Regions from separate parts of the Homo sapiens genome. Here all the other regions are linked to region 1. Evidence: chromatin loops called from intact Hi-C (ENCODE). Cell type or tissue: endothelial cell of umbilical vein. All regions are shown on one strand. Links, peaks and the distances in the headings refer to the core of each region. The heading gives the core; the rest is flanking DNA.

Region 1 (10,429 bases), core at 1,419-9,418:
AACAATCTTTGTCCAACCAGCAAAAGAGGGATTTGGAGAAAGAAAATGAAGCAGCTTATGGAACAGAAGGTAAAGCTGGAGAAGTAGGATTGGAGCATCTGGGGAGCAGACACTCATGGGTGTGGGCGGAGGGGAGCCTCTTCAGAGAACCACTGTCTGCTTGCTGGAATTTCAGCCATCTTCAGTCCCGTCAGGCACTCTGCTCAAGATTTCCATCCAGGGATAAGGGATGGGCCCTGTTTGAGTTTCAGGCTGCCCTTGGCCAGAGGCAAGGCGGACTTGGCTGCTAGACTATACACACTGGGGGAGGGATGGCTTCTCAAAGAGAAATCAAGATGTCCATAACAGAGGTCACTGTGTCGTGAAAAGATGAGCCTTATGGTGTCTTCCCAGTGACATTTTCTGTACGAGTCATGTGACTGTGTCCAGGACACGAGACAGGGTGGCCCAAGGACAAGCCCCTGGTCTCGGTATTATGTTTCCAGCTCCTCATTTCCTACTGAGTAGCCTAGGTTTCTGGGAATTATCCAGACCCAGATGGTATTTGTATTTCCAAGAGACCCAGCATTTCAAAGTCTGACATATGCCACACTCAGATAGTTATGAAAGCAAAGCCAAGCGACAATTGGGACCAGTTTTTTTCCAGACGTCTCTTTTTATCTAGATCTCAGTTACAGGGAGTCTGAAAAGTCCCATTATCTCAGCAGAGAAATCACGGCAGGCAAGTTTGCTACGGCTGTTTCATTTCTGTGTTGTCCAACAACTGCTCAAATCTCAATCCCTTCTCTCCAGTCAAATGCATCTTTTGGCCCAAATCCGGGGCTCCACATACATAGCTCCTAATATCTGGAACAGCCTCCACAGCCAAGTGAATGAGTCAGTCTTCTGAGTTGATTCAAATCCCCAGAGACTTAGTTCCAGAAGCTTCCAACAATGCCCTTAGGATGTATGACTAGGTCTGAACATTCAGTAAAGTGTGAGCTTGTGGCAGTCTCTGTATATAGACTCAGTTATCTGCATTCATCTGTCTCTTTTCCTAGGTCAGGAGAGTCCCAAGAAGAAGGATCATATCTGGTTTCCTCTTCTGCCTCTCCCCATGGTGTCTAGGAGAGTGCACACTCAGTCAGCATTGATAACTAACTCTGGTAAATAAAGAAAAGGCAAACATTAGGAGACAGAAAACCAGATACTAATCTCACTTTTACAAATGAGGGCAAGCCATCCAACCTCGGTGAGCCTCAGTCCTCTCATCTTTGTAATGGTGACCGTAAGAATTCATTCCACTTTCATGCCACACAGTGGTTACAATGCTTAAATGAGGAAGGTGACGTGAAAGTGGCTTATCATCTCAGCTATAGACATGCCACATTGCTATTAGGTCACCAAGGCACGCTAGAGACAATCAGAATAAAACCTGGGCAAGCTCAGTCAACCCTGGCAACCCTGGCATTCTGATACTCCTAGAACAGTGTCTTATGTTTATTCTTTTGGGGTAACATTTAAGCTTTGAGGCCACAGAGCAGAAGCCTTGCCATTTTATATTGAGCGCAGCAGTCAGCATATTAAAAACAAGGACTGCTGAACACCAGCTGCGATGAAATGCTTTATCAGAGGATGTTAAGAAGTCAGGCTCTTCCTTTCTCAGCAGTATTTTCTCTAATTTCTCTTTTCCCATCTGTCCCTACCACGAAGACACTTGTTCACACTCAGACTGCTTCCTGCCTGGACCCCTGCCACCTTCTCCTGCCTGACTTTCTATCTCTTGCCTCCTCATCCTGTCTCAGTGCCAGACAGCTCACGATGCCACTTTGCAATGCAACTTGGAACAGCTTCTGGGTTTCTGCACCAGCTGCCTTTTCTGTGTTGGGGGATAGAGATCTTAAAAATTGCCTTCTATATCGCTGCTTTGTTTCCTTCCATCCTTTCTTCCGCCTGTTTTGGATTTTGTTTTCTTTTTTCTTAAAATTGCCTGCTAAAAGCAAAAGCCAGAAGTGACTCCTTTACCTCCCGTTTTTTTTTTTCCTTTTTGTTGTGTTTAACATAAATCAATGTTCTCTGAAAACTAAAAGTCCCATATAACCAAAACTCCAGCACAGCAAAAGCATTTTGAAGTTTTGGCAGAAAGTCCTAGGAGAGTAAAACCAAAAGGAGCTCCTACATTGCAAACCTTTGCTGGGGTCCCCCAGCATTCAACAATGTACCCCCAGTGCTGAGTGTTTTGATCTTTAGGTCAAAAACTATGCAGGAGTTTTGCCCCCAGCTTTTCTCCTCCTAAACCTGAACCAAAATTCCTTTCTTTCTGACCATCTGGTCTCCTCATTTAACTTGGCCAAGCACAGCTTGACAATTCTCCCCTACTGCGATGGCACAAAGGGAAGCAAAAGAGACCTGAAATCAGCCTGATACAGTCTCAGACTTCAATTCCATGCTACTTAAGGTGAAATAAACCATCAAAGTGACATATTAGGAAACTATGAGCAGCAAAGCCATGTTCATTCAAAACTGAAGGCAGGGAAGAAACGGATTTAAAATAAACAGTTCTGGCCCTTTGGGAAGAAATGACTGGAAATTCTATCCCACTGAGCCTTACTTCAAAACAATAATGGCCAATCGCATTTGCATTATTCTTCACAGTTAACAGAGGACGTTTACAAATGGGAGGACATCAAAAGACAGCTAATAATAATTTATATTTGACTCCTCCTGTTCTCAAGGCTCTTTGAAATTGGAAACTTCCATTCATCCTCTCCCAAATTTTGGAAGTTGGAGAAAGCAAGAATTTATTCAATCATTTATTCATCTATTCAACTCTTGTCTATTGGATGTCTACGGTGTGCCTGCCACTGTTCTAGGCCCTGTGATATAAAGCAGTGAAAAAAACAGATGAGGTTGTAGCTCTCACTGAGCTTCTATTCTAGTAGGAAAATAGACAATAAGCAAATTGAACAAATATAGACTATGTCAGATGGGATAAGGTGGGGATAAAAGTAGAAAACAAAAATAAAGCCAGGTAAAGGGTACAGAGAGTCATAGGGGAGTGGATACTGTTTTCTGTAGGGTGGTCCCGATGAAGTGGTGTTTGAGCAGAGACTTAAGGAACAAAGGGTCCAGATGAGAGGAAGGGCCCAGCCAGAAAGGAAGCAATGACTCTTGAGAACAAGGCATGGAAGGCCTTGTTGGACACTGCAAAGACGTTGGCTTTCAGCCTGAGCGAGTGGGAAGGCTTTACCCAGTTTTCAGCAGAGTAACATGATCTGACTTACATTTTGAAAGGGTTCCTCTTGCAGACACTGTGCACTATCCCTAGTAACCATTCCTTCCTTCCTTCATGATAGAAAACCCACAATTTTAGCTGGATGCATGGCATCACAGAATAAAGACTATATTTCCCAGCCTTCCCTGCAGGCAGGTATAGCCGTAACACTAAGTCTGGCCAATGGACCAGTGGAAGTGTGATGGGGTAATTCAAAAGTCATGCTTAAAAGATAGGTGGTTTTGACCTTTTCCTTCTTTACTTTGTTCTTCATCCTCTGCCTAGAATGCAGATGTGACGGTTGATAGACCAGCTGCTATATTGGACTATGAAGACAAGGGTCACCCCTCTGGATCGGACAGTGTGGAGTTAGAAGAAGCTCAGCTCCCTGAGGATTTTGTGGAGTACATCCATACCAGCCCATACAGGCTGACTGCAGACATTAATTTTATGTCATGCCCCTGGAAGCTGAGCCCAGTTCAAATGGCTGCTATCTTTCTATCTACTGTGTAGAGAATACTGGAGGGACAAGAGTGAAAATAGGGATAATCTCTATTTCATACATAGGAACCCTGAAGCCTGAAGAAGTTAAATGAAGTACATTAGGATTGTGGGTAAAAGTACTGGCTTTAAAGTTAGTAAACTTGTCTGTATTTAAATCCTGCCTCCAATACTTCCTAACCTTGTAACCTTGAGCAATTCCTTAGCCTGGGTAAGCCTGATTTCCTCATCTGTAGAATGGGATGATAACAGTGCCTATCTTAGACTATGATTGTGTGTATTAAATAAAATAAACCATGAAAAGACCTAACACAGCCTGATAGAATTGGCATTCCTCGCCTGCCAGTTCCCTGTCCCTCCTTCGCCGGACCCTTTCCCACCTCTTGCATCTGTCCAGGAAATGGTGATCCTTCCAAGGTGGGTGAACAGCGCAATCAGTTAAGAGAAATGCCTTTTGTTACGAAGAGAGGGCAAAAAGAGGGAGAGAAGGGAGAAAGAAGGAAGCCTTAGCACACGAATGGATATGATGGACTTTCAAGTACCCAGAGGTTTCAGCTCACAAGAGACAAATGTCAGTAGTGAGCCTGGAGTACTGAGAGATCTAAGAAAAGAAGGCCGGAAGTTCAGCCGTCAGCCTCCAAGCTGTTCCCTTGCCAATCCCCTTCTTTTTTCTCCCTTTCTCTATCACCTCTTCTCTTTCCTCTTCCAAAATAAAAGTAGGAAGCGTGAAAAGCTTGGTAAATCATCTGGTTTTCAGGCTGTTTTTCCTTGGAGTGGCTAAGACTGCTTTTTATTGGCTTGGCAGGATGTTTTGAGATTGTGTGGCGAGGACTCCTCTGTGTGTGTGCCCGTGTGTGTGTGCGCGCGCGTGTGAGTGTTTATCTGAGTACTGGGCTTTGGAATGCAAAGTAGCACATACGTGTTTCCTTTTTGGTAGCAGATTCTCTTCCTAATTATGTTTTGCTCAGGCTAATATTAAAACGAATTGGTTTCCTCTGACAACAATAAGTGTAATAATAACAGGAAATTGCCCAGAATCACACAATAACAAAAATAGAGCCAGAGAGGAAGCAACAAGACTCTTGAGAACATTTTGCTGATCTACTTTTCCATTCCATTTTGTCCATGTATTCCATCTCTTCATTGATTCAGAAAACTATGCTTATTACTGGTGAGATTAATGGGAAGCCTGAAAAAAATTCAACTTACTCTCTTTAATCAGAAATTTGTGAACCACTAAATATCAAAAATTAGAAAAAAAAGATGCATGTCAGCTTCTGTATAAAGATTGACCTGTATTCTACCCAATACCACTCTTTTGTAAGAAGGGTTAAGTCAAAATAACACTTCCATTAATTATCTTACATATCAAAGGTTCTGATAAATTCTGCAGTAAAACAACCTGGCTCAATGTGTCAAACCTAGCAAGGCCCAAATTTATTTGACCATGCAACTATCTTTTCCTTTTTTATTGACTACTTGTGAACTTTGAAATTAGGATTACAGAATACAAACCTTTCAACGTTTTCATTCTCAGGGAAATGCTCTACTTGTGTTCCGAATGCTGTCTCTGGGCATTTATTCTTAATATCATGCACATTAATTCTGCTATTTGGTTGCTTAAGCCTCTGTAAGGAGACTATTCTCTTAACAATAGCATATTCTATTCACCAACATAATTGATTCAAGCAGAAGTTTGGAAGATAAAATGCCTTTGCAAGCTGATTACCATCATCTTGACCTTACCTGATACATTCAGGAGGAGGAAAAGGGGTATCTCCATTCCAAAGCACTTTCTTCTTTGCCCTCCCTGCATGGGAAGTCTTTGGGGTCATTTCTACCAGTGGATGGAACCTCAGGCCAGTTTGCTTCCCACCACACACAGACCCTGTTTGTTAAGGAGAGAGATAAGCACCAGTAACAACCTCTGTACTTACTTAAATCTATGCGATGAAGGGTCCATAGTAATCCACCAGGGATTCACAGGGTGAATGGGTGGGTGAAGAATCTGGCTACAATAGCTATTTATAATTGATGCCAATAAAGCCCTTGAGTCTAGCCTGTGCGTGTATTAAATGAGATGACAGAAGACAAGGCCGTGGTCAGAGTTCAGGGAACCTGGTCTAAGTACACTCCAGGGGTCCAGGTTTGACCCGCAGACTTGGTACACACAGCAATCAACAATCAACCAGTTTGTCTGACTGATTAATGACAACTGCCAAAAGGGGTCACACACAAAGTACCAAAGCCCAGCTAAGCCCAAAAGGGGTCAGCTTGCTGGCCACAAAGCCTTTTTATTAAGTGAGACATCTGTTCAGATCTCTGTTGCCAATTAGGTCGTTATTAGATTCTGCTAACACATATTGATAGCTGATAGCGGGAGATGCCATTGAGAGGACACATTAGCACCTTCACCGCTAACTGTAAATCAGCCTGCTCTGTCTGCCTGAGAGCATCTGAATAAGCACCTCCCTCTGGCTTTCCCAGCTGGGGGTTCTCCCCTGTTCCTGGAATGAGGCACAGCCAGAGTGGCTGTCTAAACACCCAGCAACCAATCAGAGCATCCAGGGCAAAGGTATTGAGCTCCACAGAAACTTTTGTATAAAAACGTTCATTATTTTTATCTTTCTAAAGTAATACACACGTGGCAGAAAATTTAGAATATTGTAGGCAATCAAAAGAAAGGAAATCAAGATGACCTATAGTGTCATAATCTTGCTATCTCTCCTTAGAATTTTTTTTCTCTACACTTATTGTATTTCCACAGGGCTGAAATCATGCTGTTCCTGGCATACAAGCCTTTGTTTTACTCCATTCCAACCACACTGGCCCCCTTGAGATTCTCCCAACACGCCAGGCATATTTCCACCTCATGACCTTTGCATCTGCGGTTTTCCCCTCATGGAATGTTCTTCCCCCGGACCCTCCAATGACCAGCATTCACACCTGCGTCAGGTCACTGTTCAAATGTCGTTCCCTCCAAGAAACCTTCCTGACCAAATGAGCAAAAACAATTGTTTCTCTTTGCCATTCTTCGATTTCTTGTTCTGCTTTATTTTCCTTCAATGCACTACATGAGCTGATAGCATGTTTTATAGTCATTTGTTTGTTATCAGTATTTCCTACTGCAGTTTAAGCTCCACACAGGCAGATACTTTGCTTTGTTCACCATCAAATCCCTACAACCTAAAACATCGCCTGCCTGACCATAGCCAGTGTTCAATAAATATTTATTAAATAAGTGAATACATTTTGTTTTGTGGCTTGATTTTTTTCCCTTTAACAATATTGTACAGAGCCTTCAGGATCACTAAATATTCTTTAGTAAACTTTAAAAAAGACTACATCACATCCCATCCCATACTATGGCTGTATTATAATGAGTCTAATCAATTTCCAATGGTTGAACAGTTAGGTTAAATAGTCCCCCATCTTTTTTTTTTTTTTTTTTTTTTTTTTAAGAGAGAGAGGAACTTGCTCTGTTGCCCAGGATGGAGTGCGGCAGTGTGATCACCATTCACCGCATCCTCGAACTCCAGGCTCAAGTCATCCTCCCACCTCAGCCTCCAGAGTTGCTGGGACTACATTGGATGTCAACATGCTTACCCCACCCCCCACCCCCCCACCCCCCCACCCCCACCATCTTTTTTTCTCCCATTTTGAAACATATGTAGTACCTTGAAAGTATTTATGTGATTTGTCTGTACAGGGCAAACCTTGACCTTGAAGACTTGGTTGAAAGTTTAACTGGAGGAACAGTCATTGGTAAACCCTTGACCCAGAAAAAATTTGAATTCCTTTGATAGAGAAGGTAGTGAGGAGTGCACATCCCCAGCTGGCAGGATTGGCCACATTATTTTCAGTGGTCAGTGATGTGATAGTCACCTCACATGTGATTTCATGCAAGTACTCAAGCCTTGTGTAAAAGCAGAAAGCATACAGAGATATGTAGGTGTCGTGGGCTAAATTGTGCCCTCCCATTAACGTGTTGAAGCCCTAACCCCCGGTACCTCAGAGTGTGACTGCATTTGGAGATATGGTCTTTAAAGAGGTGATTAAATTATAAGGAGGGTGTGAGAGTGGCCTTGATCTAATCTGACTGATGTCTTTAAAGAAGATGACATTTGGACACAGAGAGAGATACCAGGGATGTACAGGCACAGAGGAAAGACCATGTGAAGACACAGGCAGAAGACAGCCATCTCTAAGTCAAGGAAAGGGGCTTCAGAAGAAGCCATCCCCATCAACACCTTGATCTTGTACTCCCAGATTCCAGAACTACGAGAAAATAAATTTCTGTTGTTTAAGCCACCTGGTCTGTGGTATTTTATTATAACAGTCAGAGTAAACTAGTACAGTAGGTAAGTGCAATGATGTTAAGATGTCTCTGAGCTGAGCGCCGTGGCTCACGTCTATAATCCCAGCACTTTGGGAGGCTGAGGTGGGCGGATCACCTGAGGTCAGGAGTTCAAGACTAGCCTGGCCAACGTGGCAGAACCCCGTCTCTACTAAAATACAAAAATTAGTCAGGCATGGTGGCGGGCGCCTGTAATCCCAGCTACTCAGGAGGCTGAGGCAAGAGAATTGCTTGAACCAGGAGGTGGAGGTTGCAGTGAGCCGAGATTGCTCCATTGTGCTCCAGCCTGGGCGACAAGAGCGAAACTCCGTCTCAAAAAAAAAAAAAAAAAAAAAAAAAAAAAAAAAAAAAAGATGTCTCTGAAAGGGGATTTGGGACTTGGTAAGTATATATTTTATTTCATCTCGAAGGTCACAATTTTCTATACAAACATTTCTAAAATTAAAATGAAAGTTGTTAGGTGCATATAAATCAATAGTTGAACATTTACTTAACATGTAACTTTTCTGGAGCTCTTGGTGGTAAAAAAATTAAACAACAAAAGTGAATTATCTGATCTCAAGAAATCAATGTAGATTTCAAATTACTGGTAATTTCTGTGCCTCTCGAGGGGATATTTTATTTCCACTCTAATTTGTCCACCTTTTTAACTGTTAATTAATTAATTTGACTAATATGTAGTAAGCACTTACTATGCAACCGTTCCTGTGGATACAGCAGTGTGCAAGATAGATGCTTCCCAACCATCATGGAATTTAAACTTATTGTGAGAGTTAAAATGACAGGCAATTGCAATAGGGCACCTCTAACTGGCAGAGGGAAGCTTCATTTCCTAAGTCAGGGGTTGGCAAGCTTTCTGTAAAGGGCCAGAAAAGAAATACTTAACAGCTTTGTGGACCATGCAGTCTCTATCTCAACTACTCAACTCTGCTGTTGTAGAGTGAAAGCAGCCATAGACAGTAGGTAAACAATGAGCATAGCTGTGTTCCAATAAAACTCTATTTACAAAAACAGGATGTAGGCCAGATTTGACTCAGGGGCATAGTTTGCTGACACCTGTCCTAAACTCTAAACTGGAGGATTGTATCACCGTTTTTTTTTTTTTTTTCCCCCTCAGGCCAATAGAAGACATCTCTGCATAAATAGCCTGTCAAGTGAGATGTGTCCAATAAAGCATGGATAGATTATTGGGCTCTGTAGCTTATGCAAGGGAACAGATGATTCTTGCAAGATCTGTCTGAGACCCCTAACTACACAAAACATGAAATTGCATATCCAGCTGGTTCTACCAGAAATATGAGGTGTGGTCACCTGAGCTTATGACACCAGTCCCTCCCTTCTCTAACTTTTTGGAACATTGAACACCACCCTTTCATATAATTCAAGGCAGCAATGCTGGTGGGTGATTGTGCCTAAAGTTTGGGGCTGGGCTGGGAGCCTCTGAGCATTGCTGTCCTCCATTAGGGCTTATTCGTGCTTCCTATCCAAGTTTCCAGTGCCTTTGCTCTCAAAACAGTACTTCTCACAAACCATGATTTGTGGCCTCAACTGCGTGTACCACACCCTGAAGTAAAACTTCCAGACCACATTAAAACATGGGTGTGCACAATTTCCAAAAATTTCTATGTAGAGTTGATCCACCTGGATATAGAAGTGGTATAAAGTCTTCAGTCCTGCAATTACAGGCTCTCTGAAGCCCTCACTTTCCAGTATAAAAAAGCACAACTAAGGTCCCAAATCATTGGGAACTGCATCATAATTATGACTGAACTTTCGAACATCATTCCACACGAAACAGTCGCTCAACAACAAGCAGGGACAAGGTGTGAGGCACGGAGGACAAACAACTTTTCATCACTGAGGAGCTCATTCATGCATTCAACAAACATTCATTCTCTGCTTGCTATGAGCCAGGCACTGTTCTAGGTGCTGGGTAAGACAAAAATCACTGCCCCGTGGAGATTACAGTCTGCACCCAGAAAAGCTTCCTGGTAGAAGAGACAATTGAACTGGGAAGGGTTTTATATTGCACAACTCCAGTGGGGTGCCTTTCACATCACAGACTATTTGAATAGCATTCTCTGGTCTACAGGCATACCACTCTGAATGCAGCCAATCTCGTCTGAATAGCATTCCCTGGAATTGTGAGATGTACAACCCATGTGGTCTTATGCAGTCACCATGACTGGAGTCTTGAAGAAGGATGAGGATTTTAGTAGGTCCAGAAATGAAGGAAGTCAGTCCAAGGAGAGGGAAATAACATGTGCCAAGGTATTAATAATCATTTATTTAGTGCCTACTATTACATGGCTCTGGGC
Region 2 (10,429 bases), core at 1,511-9,510, 330 kb before region 1:
CACTCACCTGAGAATGTAAATACTGTGAGGGTGGCCACTGCTCTGTCTCTCACTACTGTGCCACTGGCATGGGGCATGGCTCATGGGTTCTGTCTCATTATTGATTTCTGTGTAACAACTCTACCCCATCTGCCCCTACAAAACAAACTCAGTGGCTTACACAACCATGAAATCATCTCTTTCACCCCTGTGGGTTGGGAAGTGCTCTTATGGCCTTCCTCTCCTACAGTTGTAAGCAGATGGCAGTTGGGGCTGCTGCTGGGGCTGAATGGTGGACCTTCCTCAGTGCTCTCTGAGGTGCCACCCCACAGTGGCAGCTTGGGGTTCTAAGAAGGAGGAATAAAAAGTTGCCGAGCTTTCTTTCTTTTTTTAAAATTTTTCTTGAGAGAGTGTCTCGCTCTGTTGCCCAGGCTGGAGTGCCAGTGCCATGTCCATGCTTGTACCCAGATTGTGTCACATCTGCTGTGTTCTATTGGTCAAGACAACCACGGTCATGAGCTTCATCTCTTGATGGGGAATATCATGCCTGTATAGAGAGTGTGTACAGCTGGCCATCATTGGTCATTTTTGTTAACAAATGAAGTTAACATTGGCACTTCATTTATATACATACTATACACACGCATATATATATATGTATATCTGTATACCTACACATACACAGTTGATTCTCATTCATAGTAGTTATGTTCTACAAAGTTGCTACAAACACTGAATTTGTGAATATTGAACCATTGCTCTTAGGGGAAATAGAGGGTTAGGTTCCTGAGAGCCTCTGCTCACAATATTTTTGTTAACTGATTGATATATAACCTTGTTTTATGTGTGTCTCTGTTTAAAGACACCTTATTTAATCTATATTATTAATTCATTAACATCAAACTCAACAGCCAACAGCACTGTAACTCATGCCTAAACAAAACTGATCTAAGACACTTATCTTCTCCATAAGGCACATCACAGCCTTCTTGAGCTTAGGAACACTGAACAGTGCTTCAGCACTGTTTTAGGGAGGCATTTAAAAAGAGGAATCACCAATAAAAATTCCAAAAAATGTGAGAAATACAGCACTAAATAGACTGAGAAAAGGACAATTTGTATAATAGTATGAGAACTGAAATAAGAAGGCAGAGTGTTGCCTTGTTTGACCTCCGCTGTGAATACATATGTGTGTTGGGGTGACTCAAACTTTTTGCTGCTCTGTGCATATGCAAAAATGACTGCAAAAGAGCTGCGAATATTGATTTTGAGGTTACCAATAAATTTTAGCAAGTAGGCAAATTTGCAAATACAGACTCTATGGATAATCAGGCTAGACGGTTGTATGTGTATATATAGATATGCATTATCTCTCTCTCTATATATAATTTTTTCAACAAGCCAGCCTGTTCTTTTTGGAAAAATTCAGAGTGACCTCTAAAGTGGTCTTCTTTGCCTCACCAGCTAACTGATGCCAATGCGGTTCCTGGCACATTGTAGGCGTTCAAGAAATACTTATTGAATGACTGAGGATGATCATCTTGGTACTTTTCAGGGGTGTTTCTTGCCCCAGTCCCTATTACCAGGCCTTTGCCAGCTTCTCATTCGCTTACATAAGCAGCTGAGGGGAGGTGGCAGCTTCCAAGAATATAATTCACCCCAATTGGGGGAACACAGTTTGAACCTAAAAGTCAGTTTATAAGCTGTGAGAGTCAGTTGGTTCCTGTGGCCTTCTCAGCATCCCTTTAGGGGTTTTCCCTAATTCTCTGGCAGCAGAAATTTGCAGGTAGAATTTCCAGACAGGCTGTGAATGGGAAGCAGATATAGATCACTTCTCTGATCTGATAGCTCAGTAGAAGATGGCTTATGTCAGAGAGGGAAAGAAGGCAAGCTCACTGAGTGTTGGTCTCAGAACCTGGCCTGGACCTTGGGGCGAGGCCAGCTTTGGAGATGGCCACGCTTACTGCCCAGGTGTTCCAGGTAAGTGCCTCTGAGCCACACTCCATGTTCTGTCTCTGGCATGCTTTCCCAGTGACTGCAGGTGCTGTGTGTTTATACAAGCCCACCTTTGGAGGAATAAAGAAAGCCATGGTTATCTACACCTGTTTTTCCTCTGGTAAAATGATATTCGCCAAAGGAATGGTGGGGCACCTCTCAGGGTCAAGTCTGGATTCTTTCTTGGTTACCTGACCTTCCACATTTTCTAAAGATTCAAGATGATGAAAAGCTTAGTAGTTCTATGACATTTTCTCACTTACAGGGAAAACATGCCATGATGTGATGGCACCCTGGCCTGTGGTTCCAAGTCTTGATTATGCTTTTGATGGATGATCTGAAAGGCTGGGGCTTCCTGCTCCATAATGTGGCTGGACCAGGTCTCCAGATGGATTTGTCCTAGAGGGAGTGTGTGTCTTTCGTCACTCCTGGAGGGTCCCACTATCACAAAGCCAGAAGCTCCCACATAATGCCCGATTCTTTTTGTCCCTTGTCCCTTAGATGCTCGAGGACTCATACGGTGGATGCTGATGGTGAACCCCGATCGCCGGGCCACTATTGAGGACATTGCCAACCACTGGTGGGTGAACTGGGGCTATAAGAGCAGCGTGTGTGACTGTGATGCCCTCCATGACTCTGAGTCCCCACTCCTGGCTCGGATCATTGACTGGCACCACCGTTCCACAGGGCTGCAGGCTGACACCGAAGCCAAAATGAAGGGCCTGGCCAAACCCACGACCTCTGAGGTCATGCTAGAGCGGCAGCGGTCGCTGAAGAAATCCAAGAAAGAGAATGACTTTGCTCAGTCTGGTCAGGATGCAGTGCCTGAAAGCCCATCCAAGTTGAGTTCTAAGAGGCCCAAGGGGATCCTGAAGAAGCGAAGCAACAGCGAGCATCGCTCTCACAGCACTGGCTTCATTGAAGGTGTAGTTGGTCCTGCCTTACCCTCTACTTTCAAGATGGAGCAGGACTTGTGCAGGACTGGCGTGCTCCTCCCAAGCTCACCAGAGGCAGAGGTGCCGGGAAAACTCAGCCCCAAGCAGTCGGCCACGATGCCCAAGAAAGGCATCTTGAAAAAGACCCAGCAGAGAGAATCAGGTTACTACTCTTCCCCAGAGCGCAGTGAGTCTTCGGAGCTGTTGGACAGTAATGATGTGATGGGCAGCAGCATCCCCTCCCCCAGCCCCCCGGACCCAGCCAGGGTAACCTCCCACAGCCTCTCCTGCCGGAGGAAGGGCATCTTGAAACACAGCAGCAAATACTCAGCGGGCACCATGGACCCAGCCCTGGTCAGCCCTGAAATGCCCACACTGGAATCCCTGTCAGAGCCTGGTGTCCCTGCCGAGGGCCTCTCCCGGAGCTACAGCCGCCCTTCCAGTGTCATCAGCGATGACAGCGTGCTGTCCAGCGACTCTTTTGACTTGCTGGATTTGCAGGAGAATCGCCCTGCCCGCCAGCGCATCCGCAGCTGCGTCTCTGCAGAAAACTTCCTCCAGATCCAGGACTTTGAGGGGCTCCAGAACCGGCCCCGGCCCCAGTACCTGAAGCGGTACCGGAACCGGCTGGCAGACAGCAGCTTCTCCCTCCTCACAGACATGGATGATGTGACTCAGGTCTACAAGCAAGCGCTGGAGATCTGCAGCAAGCTCAACTAGCATTCCAGGGCGCCCAGGGGCGGGCGGGGGTACGAGGGAGGAAGGGGAGCAAGACTTGGGCTCACAGGCTGGTTACCTCTTTGCTGGCTGTGACAACAGACTGAAAAAGGATTGGCACTGTCTCACTTGGCCAAGTTTGCAGCCTTGAGCCAACACCTAAAAGGGAGAGGTGGGCTCTTCTGCCAGTTCTGTCAATTGTCAGTCAGAATTTGGGCCCTGTTTGGCATTTGCTTTATGGCACCTCCTAGAGGACCAGCTGTCCAGGGGAGGTGGTATTGACCGGCACTCAGTGGGTGGAGAGGAAGCATATGTGGAAGGAGCATTTCCTTAGAAGTCATCCAGATGCTTCTGGAGGAGGGGCAGGAGACACTTGGGCTGTTTGCCTTGGGTGAGCCCAAAGAACTTGCCCCTTTTCTCCTTGTATTAGCAAGCTAGGTCTGGCTGCGTGGAGCTGGCAAGTAGATTTCAGCAACTTGAGCTTGAGTTGACGATCAATTAATAGTGGCTGCCAGTTGTGCTGGCGTAAGTGGCCCACATCATGGGGAAGGAGTGCTGTGATTGACTAGTAATGGCTACCACGGGAAAGGGAAGGGGAAGCAGTAGCACTAATGCTATGTAGTTGTCATCTTTGATCTGGCTAGGCCCTGGGAATCGGGTTTAGTCATCCTGTGGGATCTATGTTAACTCTTTCATGCCACTGGTGAGGCATTTGTTAATTTGCTACTCAACTTTGAGGAAAGACAGGGCCTTGGTCAGAGAGAGAATGCTCTGAACTCTGCTAAGGACATAGAGTCAGCCCATGGTGATTTAGCTCCTTGCTGTTCACCTCCTCTTTCCTGATGTCTGCCTTGCTCTACAGCACAACCTCTTGAGGGTGGACAGGGAGAAAGATGATGGTGTCAGAGGTCAAAACTATTATATATGACAGGGCACAAGATGGTCTGTGATCTTTGCACAGATGAATGGAAGTTGATGCACACCAACAAGAGGCAACTTGTCACTTTCTTTCTCAATATTAACTGGAATGCTGCCTCTTGGGTTCTCACCTGCATGGATGCTTTGAGTTGGACGTGATACTGTCCATATTCTCCAGAGGATTACCTGGCTGAACCATTGGCTCTGTTCACCAGTGACAGATGGTTTCCCCATCCACTGAGTGTAGCATCCTCAGAGGTAGGCAAGTTTGCTTCTAGGGAGTTAGCATGTAGATGGGATATTGGGATGAGGAAAGGAAAATCAGGTAGATGGTGCTTTTTTTCCCCCAAATCTAAGTATTCTATGTCATGGTTTTAAACTTTGCCATGAACTCCTGGGCTTTGGGGGAAGAGAAAGTTCCATTCATTTAAATGAATAAGGTGTTGAAAGAGTGCAGGGGGTTGGGAGGAAGCATGTAAGAGAGGGAACATTTCCTTAGATGTTACCCAGATGGTTCTGGGGGAGACAGAAAAGAGGTGCGGCAGGACTCTTATCTTAAAAAGTAAACAAAACAAAACAAAACAAAACAAAAAACTAGATATGTAATTTCTAAACACCCAGATCACAATGACAAGATGCCACTCCAACCATGGGACACCTTCATGATACTAGGTTTGTACTTCCTGGTCTCTGGGATGACTTCAGATTCTGCTGGCCAAGGCAAATTGAACTCAGTTCAAGATGGCCACCACTGGTAGACGTGTAGATAGAAAAGAGGACTGGTCTTGGGAACATCTTTGGAAAAACCAACAAACAATAGTTCTAGGGAGATGAGAAAAAAATTCACCTTACAGTGCTAAGAAAGTGCATTAGAATGGAATTGCCCTTTCCTTAAGGAGACAGTTTGGGCTCTCCCCTTGCCACCGGCTCTGGTGTTTTGGCTTATGCGTTCCTTCAGGTTGAGCTGAGCAGTGTGTTATGGGAAGCTGCTCAATTTCCTTTCATTCAATTCCACCTCCTTCCTGAACTCTAATAGAGGTTAAAAGGGAAAAAAAAAATTCTGTAGATAGCAAATTGTGTGTGTGGGGGGGGGTGGGGGTGTGGGTGCATGGAGGACAACCTGCAACTCTGAGCTCCCTACTTCCTGCCTCATTTCATGCAGTCTTTTCTGAACAGCCTATGCTGCTGCCCTGCTGGCCCCTTGTGCACGGCAGCTGGCCGTGTCCGTAGCTGTCAGTATGACTTAGATCTAGCTCCTACCTACTGGTTGATGTGTTTTTTCCTTTTGCCAAGTGATTGAGTCTGTTTAGTAGTTTCCATCATTCTAGTCTTTAAGTAAAAATGACACTATTGAGGAAAGTCAGTCTACTCCCTTCTTCCTCCCCCCAAACACGTGTTCTCTTTTGTCAGGAAACTCAGCCAGTGGACTGTGGCAGAGAAAGTCCTCCACTCAGAGGCAGAGACTGAGTTAAGTCATAGGTGGCCTTAGGCATCTGCATTGTTTGCAGGGGTTAAGTTTTCCTTCCAGTGAGGGCTGGAGGGATGAATTAGCTGGTACCTGAAGCCCCGCTTAGCTCTGACACTCTGCCAACATCCTCTGATTCTAGGTGTGGTGTTGACTGTCCTTTCAAGGAAAAACTTGCAATAGAGGGAAAAGCCATTAAAGCAGCTCCCTGCTTCATCATTAAGTCCTGTCATCCCTACCAGCCAATCCCAGTCAAAGAAGTTATGCTTTATTCACTTCTGTGGAATTACAAGTGAGAGACACTTTTAGGACCTGATGGACAAAGCAGGAGATTCACTGTCAGCTTTCCTGGTCCTCTCCTTACTTCTGTGGGCCTTGCACCGTCTTAGTTTACACATCTGCCAAAGGGGTAGAATTACACTTCTTTTTACAGGTAAATGTCAAGGCACAATCAGTTTTCAGGAAGTGCTTCAAGACCCCAGGTGAAATGAAAATGCTAAGTACCCTCTGAATGGCCATGCCTGTTACCAGGTGCTGCTTCTTCAGATGATGGGGAGCACTTTTCAGGGTGAAATTCAGGCGAGTTTTGCCCAGGCCTGCTGTCTTGAGTACAAATGTGAATGATCGACTGACTGCTTGTTGCCAAACTGGAAATGTTCTGTAGGGATTTACTGGCATGGTATCATTCCTAGAAGAAAAAAAGAGAGAAACTTGACTGCACATTAAAAAAAAAAAAAAATCCACATTGTGACTTTTATTTAATTTCTATTTTTTTTGGTAATAAAAAGTTGACTTTTTTATTTGAATTTGTCTTTTTTATTTATTGGTCTGAAAGGCATTTCAAAGGTATTATAATAATATATTGGTGTAATTTAATTGGTGCAACATGCTTTATGGCTCCTGTCAAAATTGGTTTTCACTCATTTGATTGGTTTGAGCCCAGAACAGCCTACAGGGGAAAAACAAGCTGGATAACCACCCAAAGTGTTTGTATTTTCGTTGGAAACTGATTTTTGTTTCATTTTGGTTTTTGTTTCTGTTTTTATTTTTAAATTAAATAAATTGCAATGAACTGAACCAGAGACCTTGCTTCTTTATTTGGTGGTTTTTTCTTAGTCAAGTAAGTGACAGAATCAATATAAGTAACAGAGACCTACCCAAATGAGCTTAAGCACAAAAGGGAATTTATTCGAAGTTCTTAGAAGAGGAAATGCATCTTGCAGTGCCGCTGGAATTAAGAATTGGAGTGGTGGATTGAAGAGGACAGTATACCCTCTTTTCTGCTTCTCTTTGCATATCAGCTTTCTTCTCCTTTTATAGCCTGGCTTTCTTCTCTCTGATTGTGGAACCCACCTTGGCTTATCCCGTAGCTTCCAAATTTACATGTTCTCAGTCTTGGTTTCCAAAAGAGACTACTCACCAGGTTCCTTAGTTCTGAACTGGAGACGTCATCAAAGGCTAACACTCAGCCACGCTCTTTCTCCACATTTCAGTTTCCTGTGCCTGCCCTTTCCCTAGGCACTCCCCTCTATCCCAAGGGCAGGAAGTTGCTAATCTGATTGGGATTAATCAGAGTCCAAGATCAGTGGGTCACGATTTCCTAATGGGGAAGGCCACTCACGGCTCTGCCTAGAATGACAGTATCTTGAGTCCCATTTTGCCACTGTTTCTTGTGTAAATAGACCCTCCAGAAAGCTCTTGGAAGGAGAGGTGCATCATAGAGCAAGATTGAAGAGTTCCTGGATCCTGGCCATAATATCAGGTGACATCAAACCCTACCCTAGTATCAAACATTAGAGAGTGATGCTGTGCACAGAATAGTAGTGTTTTAGGATCCATGCCAGAAAAGTCTGACTTTCCAAAGAAATTACAACTTGCACCCCTTTTCTAGTTTACTGGAAGAACATCTGATGTAGCATTGTCACATTTAGCAAATAAAACTACAGAATGCCTAGTTACATTTGAACTTCACATATACTATGAATAATTTTTCAATATAAGTGTGTTCCAGACAATATTTGGGTCATGCTTATACTAAAAAAAAAAAAAAAAGAAATTCAAATTTAACTGAGCATACTGTATACTATCTGGCAACCTAACCTGATAGGGCTTAGTTGTCCAAATTGACCAGGTGCTGGGTGTGGTAGGAGGTTGGGGAATGGATGCTTATAATTGTGGCTTGCCAAATTAGAACACGTTGGTGCCTCTCAGGTTGGGCTGAGGTTGGAAGAATTCCAAGTTCAGTCTGGACTTGATAATTGCAATTAAGTTGCTACACCTTTTTGGAACTCAGCTTTCTCAGCTGTCTAATGGGTATATTAATTGCTCTCTTATCCAACTCTAACAGGGCTACGAAAAAGAAGGAATGAGAGAAATTCTATGAAGTCACCTTGAGTATAAAACTCAATATGAATGAGAAACAATAGTCCTTTCTTTGCAGGGCAATAGTCACTGACTTAAAATAGGACATTTAAAGGCCTGTGGGCTTTTAATTCTTGCTTCAACCCCTGCCACCACTAGCAAATGGGCAGTAAGTTGCAGTTAGAGGGGCTGTAGGTCATTTGTGGAGTACGTTTACTTAGAAGTGTGACCCTTGGAAAATACATAATTCTGTATCCAGGCAGAAAGAATAGCCTGTGCATGGCCTAGAGGCTGGACCAAATGTGACATAGTAAGGGTAGTGAAAAAATAGGGGTGACTGTAGTGGCAGCAGTTGACATGTTGACAACTGTTGTGGGGTTAATGGGCAGTGGTCACTTTAAGGAGGAAAGTTGAGAGAACTAACATGTATTTAACTTCTACGTAATGCCCACTCCATCTTTATTCAGTAGCAAATGGCAGAAATCCACTCAGACCATATTAAGTAATGATTAATTTACTGCTTCATGGAACCGAGAAGCCCAAGTGTGTGTCTCAGGCACAGTTGGATCCAGGAGTTCAAGGGATCTCATTGGCCTCTTTTTCACTCACTCTCCCTGGATGAGGCTTTATTCTTAGGCAGGCCCTCTCCACATGGCAGCAAGACAGCTCCTGGCCAAAGCAGGGTTATGACGCTTTTTTAGAGTGTGATCCTCAAACCAGAGAGGTTCTTAATGTCCTAGCATTTAGGGAACAAGGAAGGACTGTGATTGGCTTTGTTTGGGTCATGTGTCTCCTCCTGGCCCATCACAGAGTCTGGGTGGAGAAGTGCTCTGATTGGCCAGCCTGGATCATGTACGCACCTTGTGGTATATTTAAATGACACGGAATCACACAGAATGTGGGAGAACAGCTCCCCAAAGGAAGGAATGCAGAGCCAACGATGTTAGTTACACTTTTTGGGCCTCAATTTCCTCACCCATATAATAGCATTAAATAATCGCTAATTTTCAGAGTTATTGTGAAGATTAAATGAAATAAAGTTCCTAACGTGGTGCCTGGCACATAGTGGATTTTTAATTTATACAGATAATCTCAGGGAAGACAACAGTAGTAATACATTAGAGAGAAGATATATTTGTTAGGAAGATTTTAGATGTAAAATCAGCTATAATATCAGAAAATTCAGCTGAAATTGGCTTAAACACTACAAGGGCTTTATCAGCTCATACACCTGGAATTCTAGAGGTTGGGGAGTTTCCCAGTTACTTGGGTCTAGTGAAAGAAGTTACATACACACCCCCCACAATTACATATAGTAAGTTCTATGGAAGAAATGGATATGGTACAGAGATAGAGGAGTAAGGGTGGGAGCTACCTCCTGCAGAAAGAGCATTCAGGGAAGGCATCTCTGAAGAGGTGACTTTTGGGCAGAGATCTGAAGATGAAGACTAGTCATATGTAAAGTGAGCATTCTGGGCAGAAAGAACAGTATCTGCAAGGGCCCTGGGGTCTTCACATTAGAGCTTTACAGGATTAGTTTCTGGTTCCATTGGCATAGGACAGCCATGATCCAGGGAACGTGATGTTTTGTTAAACATGTGTGGCCACGTTCTAATATGGACTGAATGTGATCGTTTGTGACTTTGTGTACAGATGGCTGCTTCCTTCAACAGGTGGTCCCCAGACAAATATACATGGCTAGATGTGTAGTTTTAAATGAGAATTGTTTCCGCTGCAGAAATTCACTGCCAATTTATTGAAATTTATGGAGAGGATGTTTTTAATCTACAGAATCATGCAAAGTTTGGGGTATGGAAGTGGAACAGCAGCGTTGCTATATGAAGACCAGAAAGTGCAGACAAAGGGGTTTTCACGTCACAAGCCTTGTCTCCTCCTGGCACAACTGTCTGGTTCCAGTAGGGGGTTGCCTGGGAAATTTGCAATCAACTTTGTTGTAAAATCATGAGTTATTTTCATCCTGATGAAAAATTTACACAGCCCTTCTCTACCTGACTGGGAATATCCATTGTACCTCGACCAGCTGGTTCCCCATCCACTC
Region 3 (10,429 bases), core at 1,266-9,265, 290 kb before region 1:
TCTCTATGTGTTACTGTACTTATGCATAAAATGGCAGTCATTTTATCAACCTTGTGTGGTTATAAAGATAATTTAAAGAGTGTAAAATGCCTGGAACATAGTAGGTGCTCAATAAATAATAGCTATGAGCAAAATCCTACCTCCTCCTCAAGGTCTACAAGCCCCTCCTTTCTCTCCCACCCCATCTCCCACCCTCTCCCTGCTGTACATTGCACACAGCACAAATGCACTAATCTTCTTTCAGCCCCACAAACACGCCAAGCCCATTCCCATATCAGGCCTTGGCCTGTGCTACTCCCTTTGCCTGGAGAACTCTCCTCATGAATCTCCAGCCTCACAGCTCTTCCTTATCTCACCTGCAATGGTGCTTGCTCTCATTTTCTTATCTTACCTCCTTAATTCATCCAAGTTCCTCCCTACCACACCACCCTGTTGCATCTCTTACAAAATGTATCATTGTCTGAAATGGCTTGGAGTTTTTTGATGGTCTCTCTTCCGCTAGGATGGAACTTCCAGGAGGACAGAAACTTCCACTGTGTTTCTCATGCTATATTTCCAGTATTGGGGCCTAGTAGATGCTCAATAAACTCTTCTGAAGGAGACAATGACCATGGTGATGGTGATAGTGACATTGACTATGTGGACTCAATAATCTCCTCTTTCCCAGCCTTCAGAAATTTTTTCTTTTCTAACCTGCCTCAGCTTCAGAGCTTCTCCCTGTGTCTCGCAGGAGTTTTGTGGGTCACAGGCAGTGCCGGTTGTAAAGAACACAGCCCATGGGGTGAGGAGATGACACAGCCTTTGGGAGGAAGACAGGGCTCGTGAAAGAGAGAGACGTGAAACAGCAGAGTTTTCTTGGCCTGAGGCCTGAGACGCTGCAGTGAGTTTATAGAATGCTAGCCAGTTATGATTGTTTGTTAAGGGACATTTACATATCATTCAATGTTGGCCAGGATCTTTTACAATCTTTTAATCAAATTTGCAAAGAACATTACAAACTTTTAAAAAAATTTACTATTAGTTATTAAACTGGCAGGAGTGTACCTGCATCAAAAAAAAAAAAAAAAAAGGGAACGCTTGATTTTGTGGGACTGGAATTGCTTTTCATCCTCTGATGCCTGGCTTCATGTCAGCTGGTTGTACTGAGGGTTAGGCCTTTAACATAATTTCTTTTGAGGGAGGACACAAGTCAAACCATAACAGTTCCTAATCATGACCAAAAAGACATTAGGAATCTCCACACTAAATTAGAAATACCATTTGATCCAGCAATCCCACTACTGGGTATCTACCCAGAGGAAGAAAAGTCATTATATGAAAAAGATACTTGCACACACATGTTTATAGCAGCACAACTCGCAATTGCAAAAATATCGAACCAGCCCAAATGCCCATCAATCAATGAGTGGATAAAGAAATTCTGGTGTATACATATACCATGGAATACTACTCAGCCATAAAGAGGAATGAATTAATGGCATTCGCCACAACCTGGATGGAACTGGAGACTATTATTCTAAGTGAAGTAACTCAGGAATGGAAAACAACCAAACATCGTATGTTCTCACTCATAAGTGGGAGCTAAGCTATGAAGATGCAAAGGCATAACAATGATACAATGGACTTTGGGGACTTGGGGGAAAGGGTGGGAGCGGGTAAGGGATAAAAAACTACAAATTTGGTGCAGTGTATACTGCTGCGGTGATGGGTGCACCACAATCTCACAAATCACCACTAAAGAACTTACTCATGAAACCAAATACCACCTGTTCCCCAAAACCAATGGAAATAAAACATTTTTAAAAAAGAGGACATTAGTCCACATGATTTCTTTTTGATTTGTTTTTTTCTGTGTGTTTGTGTTTGTGTTTTTGTTTTGTTTTGTTTTGTTTTGAGACGGTCTCACTCTGTTGCTCCAGCTGGAGTGCAATGGCGCAATCTTGGCTCTCTGCAACCTCTGCCTCCCACGTTCAAATGATTCTCATGCCTCAGCCACCTGAATAGCTGGGATTACAGGCACAGGCCACTACACTCCGGTAATTTGTGTATTTTTTGTAGAGATGGGGTTTCACCATGTTGCCCAGGCTGTTCTTAAACCCCTGAGCTCAAAGTGATCTACCTGCCTTGGCCTCCCAAAGTGTTGAGATTATGGGAGTGAGCCATTACACCTGGCATGTTATTTGTTTTGATGGAAGAAATGATGTTTTGCAATTGTAGCTTGCTCTGCAAAAAAAATAATGATGTATGTTAGGAACTTACAAAATTAGCTAATGTATCAGAAAGTCATATACAGTGGAATTTCTAGGCCAAAAAATAAGAATATTTTTAAGGATTTTGATTTTCATCACCTAATTTCCTCCAGAAAGACTGAGCTGTAATGCTCTCCATTAGAGCAATGGTAGGTGTTCCTCAAGGGCTGACGTCAGGCTTTATTATCTTTGTTTACTGGGCCATACCTGGCACCTATTAGGTGGGCAATACATATTTCAATGTAAAACACAATTTCTTCATTGTATTTCATTTCTCCATTAGTATGTGTCAAATATTGCATGGGATATACTTGAACTGAAAGATTATCTATTGTTTGAAATTCAAATTTAAGTAGGCATTTTGTGTTTTTATTTGCTCAATTTGGCAAAATCCGTTTGTACAATGGGAATAAAAGCAATCCCTCTCTCATGACCAGAATATGATCACCACAATCACTCAAGGCAGTCCCTAGCCCAGTGGCTGGCATGGAGTAGGCCCTCATCAAAAGATACTAAACAGAGACAAACATTTGTTTCTCTGTGCACTACTTGCCTTTGCAAGCAGCTGCCATTTATTTAAGCACTTAAGAAATCTCAGGCATTTTAGAGACATTATCTTAATCTTGTCCTTGCTCACTTAGCTTCAGTCACACTGGTCTCCTTTCTGTTACTCAGACACAAGCCAGCCTGTCCTGGCCCCAGGCTCTTTGCACAAAGTTCGCTCTGCCTAGACTGCTCTTGCCTCAACCCCTTTGCATAGCTGCCTCTTTTCACTGTTCAGGTCTTAGATCGAATCTTATTCCTCAGGGAAGACATCATGCTCAGCCCATCAAAGCTTCCCTCTTCTTGCCCTCAAGCCACATGTGTGTCATCTCCGTGTCTCGCCATCTGCCTAACACTGCTTATTGTCCAAGGCAGAGCCCCAGACAGAGAGGCCATGGTCACAAAGTAGGTGGGAAAGTCAAGGGAACACTGTCAGTGACTCTTGTCAGACACTGGTGGCTCCAGGTGGCTCAGCTCTGTAGCATTTCAGAGGGCCTGGAATGAAGAATAAGTCAAGCTGTGAGCTCACCCAACCTGGGTAGGATGTGAGGAGGGCAGGAGATGTCACCGCGGGCACAGGAGAGAAAAGCAGCAGCGGCTGATGCCTCTTAGCTGGGAGGGGACATTGGTGAGCATAGTTGAGCCCCTGCCACCCCTGACTCCTCAAACTCATTGGAAGGAATGTGATTGGAGTTGGAGCTTCCCTGACTGTGTGAGGATGAAGCCAGATAAATTCTGTTTGTTAAGGCACTAGGTAGTGTGGAAAATTGTGGCTAAAATTATGACTCTTCTTCTTTAAGGGAGGAAGAGCATGGCTAACTGGACTAAGGCAGAGAGAGAGGTGAAGAATGCTGATTTCACTTAGCCCTCCACAGCAGCCCCATACAACATTTTTGTGGACTAAGGGTGATCTTAGCCAGTGAAAGACTTTTGGTCTTATCAGTCTCCTGGCTGTGTCAGTCCTGAGAGCATTTGGTGGTGGTGGTGGTGGGGTGGGGGTGTTGGGTATGTTGTAGTGTGGAGAGGAATCTTCCCTCCAGCCAACTAGTAGCTGGGTGCTTTGACCCAGACAGTTCTTTAGGAGAAATTTCTTCCCCTATTCTCATGTTTTCATGAGGAAATTTTGCCCCACTTTCCAGGAGGTAAAGAATTTGGAAGTAATGCACTTCCTACTTTTTTCTTGCTGGATCTTCCCTCAAGGGATGAGGAGAGCTTAATCTGATTGATGTTCACCTCTTCCTCTCTTTCTCCTTTCAGTTTGGCCTGTCTGCAGGATGTAGGCTTTCTTCCAGAGCTCCCATAGACAGCTGCTCAGGTGGTGCACTGCAAAACTCCAGGAGTGCATTTGCAGACAGGGAGCAAATGGCACCCTCTAGAGTGCAGAGTGCAGGCCCTGTATTCTCCTGCAACTCTAGCCTCCTGCCAAGGTGTAAACACCTTGGGATCAGATATGGGACATTTTCATCATCACAGAAATTTCCACCGAAGAACTTTGGGCTGGATTTAGGGAAAAGTTGCAAGAACCTATTTAACCAGGGGAAGTCGGCTGTGTCCTCTAATTAAGCAGTACCAAGATTATAGGTGATAGTTTATCCTCCATCGGACTTCTGTATTTATAATTTTAGATGTGCCCTGGGGGCAGTGAGGCAGAGGTGAGATTAATCCCTTTAAATCCTAACACAACCAAGTAAGGACAAAGGTATAATAGAACTGAGCCCTAAAAGAGGCACTGAAAGGGAGGGGCCCAGCTGCCAAGGGACTTGAGGATGCCACACCCAGCACACATTAGGACTGACCACCAAGAGAGATCTGAGGGAGGGAAAGTGGTAAAGTCTTTCAGAAACATAACCCATACAATGGCTCCAGAACCCTTGAGATCCAGATCAGATTGACTTGAAACCTCATTCCATCCCCTCAGCAGTTCGACTCTCTTCTCCAGGTTTCTTTTTTTTTGAGATGGCATCTCGCTCTGTCACCCATGCTGGAGTGCAGTGGTGCGATCCCAGCTCACTGCAACCTCCACCTCCAGGGTTCAAGTGATTCTCCTGCCTCAGCCTCCCAAGTATCTGGGACTACAGGTGCATGCCATCTGCCCAGCTAATTTTTGTGTTTTTTTAGTAGAGCTGGGATTTTACCATGTTGGCCAGGTTGGTCTCGAACTCGTGACCTCAGGTGATCCACCCGCCTTGGCCTCCCAAAGTGCTGGGATTATAGGCATGAGCAACTGCGCCTGACCTCTTCTCTAGATTTCTGAGTATTCTTGACATTCTCAGGGTCCTTTTCTGCTTGAGACTAACCTATCTGCACTACGTCAACCCAGACCTGACTTTCAGCCCCTTCTTTGATTTTGATGCATCCCCCTCCTATCCCCATGCCAAATATTTGAGAGGAAATATGGAATGATGGTGAACAGTGAGGACTCTGAAGTCACACTGCCTGGGCCTGTCACTTACTACTAGCTTTGGGACCTTGGGCAACTTACCAAACTGGTCTGTGCCTCAGTTTCCTCATCTGGGGAATTGGAATAATAATTGAGTTATTGTAAGAATTAGATGGATTAATTTGTGGAAAATCCTAGAACAGTTCCTAGCACATAATAGCCCTTTTAAAAGGGTTAGTCAGTATTTGTAGGTATATCGGATTTCATGAAAATTTGGAGTCGACAGAGAGAAATCAGACTGTGTACACTGCTGTAAACAATTCAAAATATGCAGTTAGCCATTCCTGGTGTTAAATGTCTGTTCAGCTTCCGGCAAGGAAAGTTCTGATTAGCCTCCTACTGTATATGGTACTGATCTCCCCTATGTCCCCCTTTTTTCTTCTCCCTTCTTTGGCTGGGCGTCTCCAGAGTGGGGGTCCCAGCTGGCTGGAGCAGGGTATGGGGTTTTATCATCCAAATCCCTGACTGCTATTTTACAATGAGTTTTTATCATTCCAGATTTACGACTTTTCATGCGTTTATGCCAGTGGCATTTCAGGCTAAAATAGCTGTTGTTATCTATTTCAGAGGAAGTGGGAGATGGGAGCTTGCATACGTCGTCTGTGAGTAATCGACTGCGGCTTTGAGTCAGTAATTCCTGCTCCCCTTTCTGCAGGGTCTAGGCTGGGGGCTGTAGTGCAGCTGATCTGAGGTTTATTCTGGGGTGTTGCCTAAGCCCAGTGTAAGCACCACTCCTCTTAGCAAAAAATAAAAGGACCTGGAGTGGTGAACATGGGAGGAACTGGCACTGGTCTTAGAGCAGAAAAGACACAGGTCTCATGCTAGCTCTGCTACTTACCAGCCCTGTGATCTTGGGCCGTTTACTTCACTTCTCTGGGTTTCAGTTTCCTGACATGCAAAACGCTATAGCAACCTTACAAGGCTTTTACTACACTGTAGTTCAGTAGAATAGTGTATTTAAAAGGCAATAGTGCATTTTAAAAACCTGGTATACAGTGGGTGCTCAATAAGCAGTAGTTTTAACTTACTTTATTCATTGCTCATACAATGTTTATGAGGTAGGTGTTCTTGCCTTATTTTGATAGGCAAATTGCTGCAGGTTAGGAAGCTAATAAACACTTGAGCCGGGCTGGCAGCTGAACAGTCTAATTCCAAATGTTATGGTTTTGCCTTTTATATATCACACAAAGAAATCCATGAATACATTCTCTTTGTCAAAACTCAACAATTCATAAGCATATAGAGTGAAAAGTTAAATTCATCCCTCATCTATTGACTCCATTCTCCTCCTTAAATATAATCACCATTAACAGTTCATTATGAGTATAGTTCATTTTCTATGAAGCTTCATAATTTTTAAACACTTTTAAAAAAGGAATGGGATCTATATCTATCATCTCTCTCTCTCTCTTTCTCTCTTTCTCTGTTTGTCTACATATCTATCTATCTACCTATCTAATCTATCTATCTACCTATCTATTTAACCAGTTTTGTGACTCATTTTTGACATGTAGCTCTATGTCGTGGAGACTTTTTCATACCAGTACATGTAACTTTGCATCATTCTTTGTAACCACTATTTAAGAGTCTGTAAAATGATTGTATGATAAATTATGTAATCAAGTTTAATTATTATAATCAGGTGTTAATGTAATCAGGTATTAATGATTTATCTATTGAAAAATGTTTGGATTGTGTACAGTGTTTTACTTTTTAACTTCACTTGCTGGTTTTAATTTGACAGGACTTGATTCTGATGTAGTTCACATCTGTCAATCTTTCTTGTTACAGCTACTGCATTTTGTGTCTTGCTTAGGAAGGTCTTCTCCCTGTCTCAAGGTTGTAAAAACATTCTCCTATGCTTTCTTCTAGAATGCTAAAAATCACACCGTAATGCTAGAAGTGAAACCCAAAACATACTTTGTCACTTAAAGTGTGGGGTCAGTGTTATCGAGCTGTTGAAGATGAGAACTAATTGCCAGCCACTGGTCATGTTGTGTCTGAATTCATTTGTTATGGAGCATACTTCGTAGTTTTGGTTTCTATGTTGAACTCTAGTGCATCTGGGATTTATTGTTTTGAATGGTGTGGAGTAGGATCTAATTTTATTTTTTCTTTTGTAAGAGGGCAGTCTTGTCAATACCATGTATTGGATAGTCTTTCCTTTCTCTTCTAATTTAAATGGTCACCATTATTATTATTATGGGTCTATTTCTGAAATCTCCTCTTCCATTTATATATATATCCATTTTGATATATGTATATATATAGGCTTAGTTATATTAATCATTTATTCTGTTCCATTGTTCTATACAGAAGCCAATACTATATTGGCAAAAAGTAAGTGTTCAAATAATGCTAAATATTTTTGACTGAATTAATGTAGTGAATTAAATAGATGCCTTACTTCATGATTCTCGTATTTCTTTGATTATGCTCCTAAATCTGATCTGTTAATATTTATTTGGAATTTTCATTAGTTTGGTGAAGATGGACTATGGTTTCTGAAATCTTACCTGCGAATATTTATTTGGAATTTTGCATTAGTTTGATAAAGATGGACTATAGTTTTCTAAATCTGACCTGTTAATATTTATTTGGAGTTCTGCATTAGTTTGGTGAAGATGGACTATGGTTTTCTAAATCTGACCTGTCAATATTTATTTTGAATTTTGCATTAGTTTGGTGAAGATGGACTACGGTTTTCTAAATCTTATCTGTTAATATTTATTTGGAATTTTGCATTAGTTTGGTAAAGATGGACTGTAGTTTTCTAAATGTAACCTGTCAATATTTATTTGGAATTTTGCATTGGTTTGGTGAAGTTGGACTATAGTTTTCTAATCTGACCTGTCAATATTTATTTGGAGTTTTGCATTGGTTTGGTAACAGTGAACTATTTTGCATTGGTTTGGTGAAGCTGGACTATGGTTTTTTTATTTGCGTGCTCTCCTTGTCTGGCTTTGGTATCAGTGAACGAGTCCCATAGTCTTTCACCAGATCACAACTCCTGTTTATTGAATTTCTACATATGTTAGTGACAGATTTTATTTCGGCTGTTGTGACAGTACTATAGCTCTGGAGCATCCGTGAGAGAATATAACTAAAGAAAAATTCAGATCTTGATCTTGGATGAGATTGCTGGAATCTGGGGGGTGTTGCAGACTGGATGGCTCGGCTCAATGGAGGAATCCAGGCATCAGTTCTAGGAGTATTGTGAACTTGCCTAAGGAGGGTGGCAGGGTATTGACTCCACCGTGTGTGTGTGTATGTGTGTGTGTGTCTTCATGCTATGTGTATGCATGAATATTTGCATATGCGTTTGTGTTAAGCCTGTATGCTTGAATGTACAGCATACACATGCAGGTATAACATGTGAATACGTGAATGAGTCTACATGCCTGTGAGTAGATGTATGTGTGTATGAATACATGTGTGTTGGGGTGGCTTGCTTGTGTGTGTATTGATGAAATTCCTGCCTCATTCCAGGGCTGGGCAAGATAATGCAGGGACTGCTTTGGCCTTCATGGATTTTGGGAGTGGGTGGATCAGATGGTCAAGGTGAGACACAACTGGGAAAAGCCAAAGCAGGGGAAGTAAGGCCCAGGGCTTCCAATATGGCTTTGCAAAAGTGATTTAATTTCTCTCAACCTCAGTCTCCTCACATAAAACATGGGAGAGACTCACCCCTGCCCTGTCCCCTCATGCCCTCGTGCTCAGTGTGAGACTCAGATGAGTTGACGTCTGTGAAAGCCCCTCACAGGTCAAAGCGGAAGGAAATGCCATCAAGGTCTGTTTTTTTTTTTTCCCAGATGTGCTGTCACTAACAAGGCTGGGGCAGTGACATGGTGACCCTAGTGCTGGGCTGTCAAACAAACACGTAGGAATGTGCATTACCCCAGGAGCCGGTACCCTCAGTGGCATGTCACAGGGCTTGGATACATCAAATGCAAGCCAACTTCACTTCTCTTTGTCTGTGGATATCAGTGCTTACTCTTCCTTCCCAACCCTCCCCTTGACACACAGATGAGCCAAGGCAGACAAGCTGCATCTCTCTCTGGAGCAAATGCTGGACATGCAGAACCAGCTTTGGAAGCTGCCTGTCAGGGCAACAGGAAAACTTCAACAACTCCCTCTTGCTGAACCTGCCCTGCACTGTCTGCTCACTTTCCCTTAGATAACTGTATTTGTCAGTTTAAAGGTGCCTGGGCTAGACTTCAGCAAAGTGGCCCCAACTGTGGTTCTCCTGCCCTAAACACTATGGCATGGTCATTGTGCTCTGCAGGGGTCTGCAGGAGTGAGGTCACCCATGCTGTCTGGCAGCTGAGGGTCAGGCAGCCAGAAGATGAGGGCAGCAAGGAAGACCTGCCACATGTGAGTGTGGGGTAACGTGGGAGAGTGCTGCCTTGCAGTGGCCCACCTGAACAAATGGTACCAAAACATCCAGTCAGATCATATTTTATGGGGAGTGTATTAGCACTCTTTCTGATATAAATGACGGAAAAGCAAAACAAAACACCCATACCAAATTAACTTAAGGAAAAGGCAAAATTTATTGGCTTAAGTATCTGGGAAGTCAAAATGTAAGTTTCAGGCATAGCTGGATCCAGGCATCAACCATCTTCAGAGTATACTCTCTCTCTCTCTCTCCATCTCTTTGCTCTTTTCCCCTCTGCATTTGGCTGCATTCCCTCCTCCTACAGACAGGTTAACTCTCTGTGATGGAGGAAGATGGCCACTAGAAGTTCTGACTTCACATCTTCCCAAGACCCCCTCAAACAGATAAACTTCCCAGACTGCTTTAGCAGAAAAGTCTCAATGAAGACTAATTTGCCTGACTTGGGTCATATGTCTATTGTGGTCCAATCACTGTGGCTGGAGAGACAAAATCTGACTGGCCATTGTGGATCACTGGCTCACCCCTGTAGCTGGAGTAGGGGGATTAACAGTTCCATGATAGCACTTGGAGTGGGGGATCCATGCATCCCCAAATGGAAGGGATGCTGGACAATCAAAATTTTCTTTCCTACAGAAAGAACAAATGCTGGTTCAATTGAAAGACTATGGGTTCCTTGATTTAAGCTACTTCCTGAGTAGCAACATTTTCCTACGTAGGCAACATTTTCCATTGCTTTGAAACCATCTGATAGTAAAAGGAATAACATGGGGTTATGGTCCTTACTGTTTATTAAGAGTA

The links. Peaks named below come from ENCODE experiments on the same cell type or tissue, not always from the same donor. Only the 100,000 strongest peaks of a DNase experiment are listed, where the experiment ranks them.
Region 2: a loop joins it to region 1, with 6 times the contacts of the local background. A loop is called at or near these places in 2 of 110 quality-filtered maps.
Region 3: a loop joins it to region 1, with 7 times the contacts of the local background. A loop is called at or near these places in 3 of 110 quality-filtered maps.

Annotation. Positions count from the first base shown.
Region 1 is chr12:105,732,469-105,742,897 of GRCh38, reverse strand. It overlaps CASC18 (cancer susceptibility 18), which reads right to left. Exons shown (of 5, transcript NR_110109.1): 4 at 5,501-5,642; 5 at 1-1,142. LOC107984435 (a long non-coding RNA gene) reads left to right here. Exons shown (of 4, transcript XR_001749305.2): 3 at 1-69; 4 at 1,041-1,121. Among named protein-coding and RNA genes, the nearest start is that of CASC18, 33 kb to the right of the region's middle. RefSeq lists enhancers at 1,698-2,308, 2,309-2,920. In endothelial cell of umbilical vein, for the core only: no CTCF peak of the experiment used is centred there; DNase peaks (open chromatin) are centred at 1,707 and 4,687; H3K27ac peaks cover 1,188 bases; H3K27me3 peaks cover 3,288 bases.
Region 2 is chr12:106,060,002-106,070,430 of GRCh38, reverse strand. It overlaps NUAK1 (NUAK family kinase 1), which reads left to right. Exons shown (of 7, transcript NM_014840.3): 7 at 2,476-7,086. The coding sequence ends at 3,629. Among named protein-coding and RNA genes, the nearest start is that of NUAK1, 74 kb to the left of the region's middle. In endothelial cell of umbilical vein, for the core only: no CTCF peak of the experiment used is centred there; DNase peaks (open chromatin) are centred at 4,100, 5,710 and 5,790; H3K27ac peaks cover 2,337 bases.
Region 3 is chr12:106,026,061-106,036,489 of GRCh38, reverse strand. No RefSeq gene overlaps it. Among named protein-coding and RNA genes, the nearest start is that of NUAK1, 110 kb to the left of the region's middle. In endothelial cell of umbilical vein, for the core only: no CTCF peak of the experiment used is centred there; a DNase peak (open chromatin) is centred at 5,919; H3K27ac peaks cover 1,525 bases.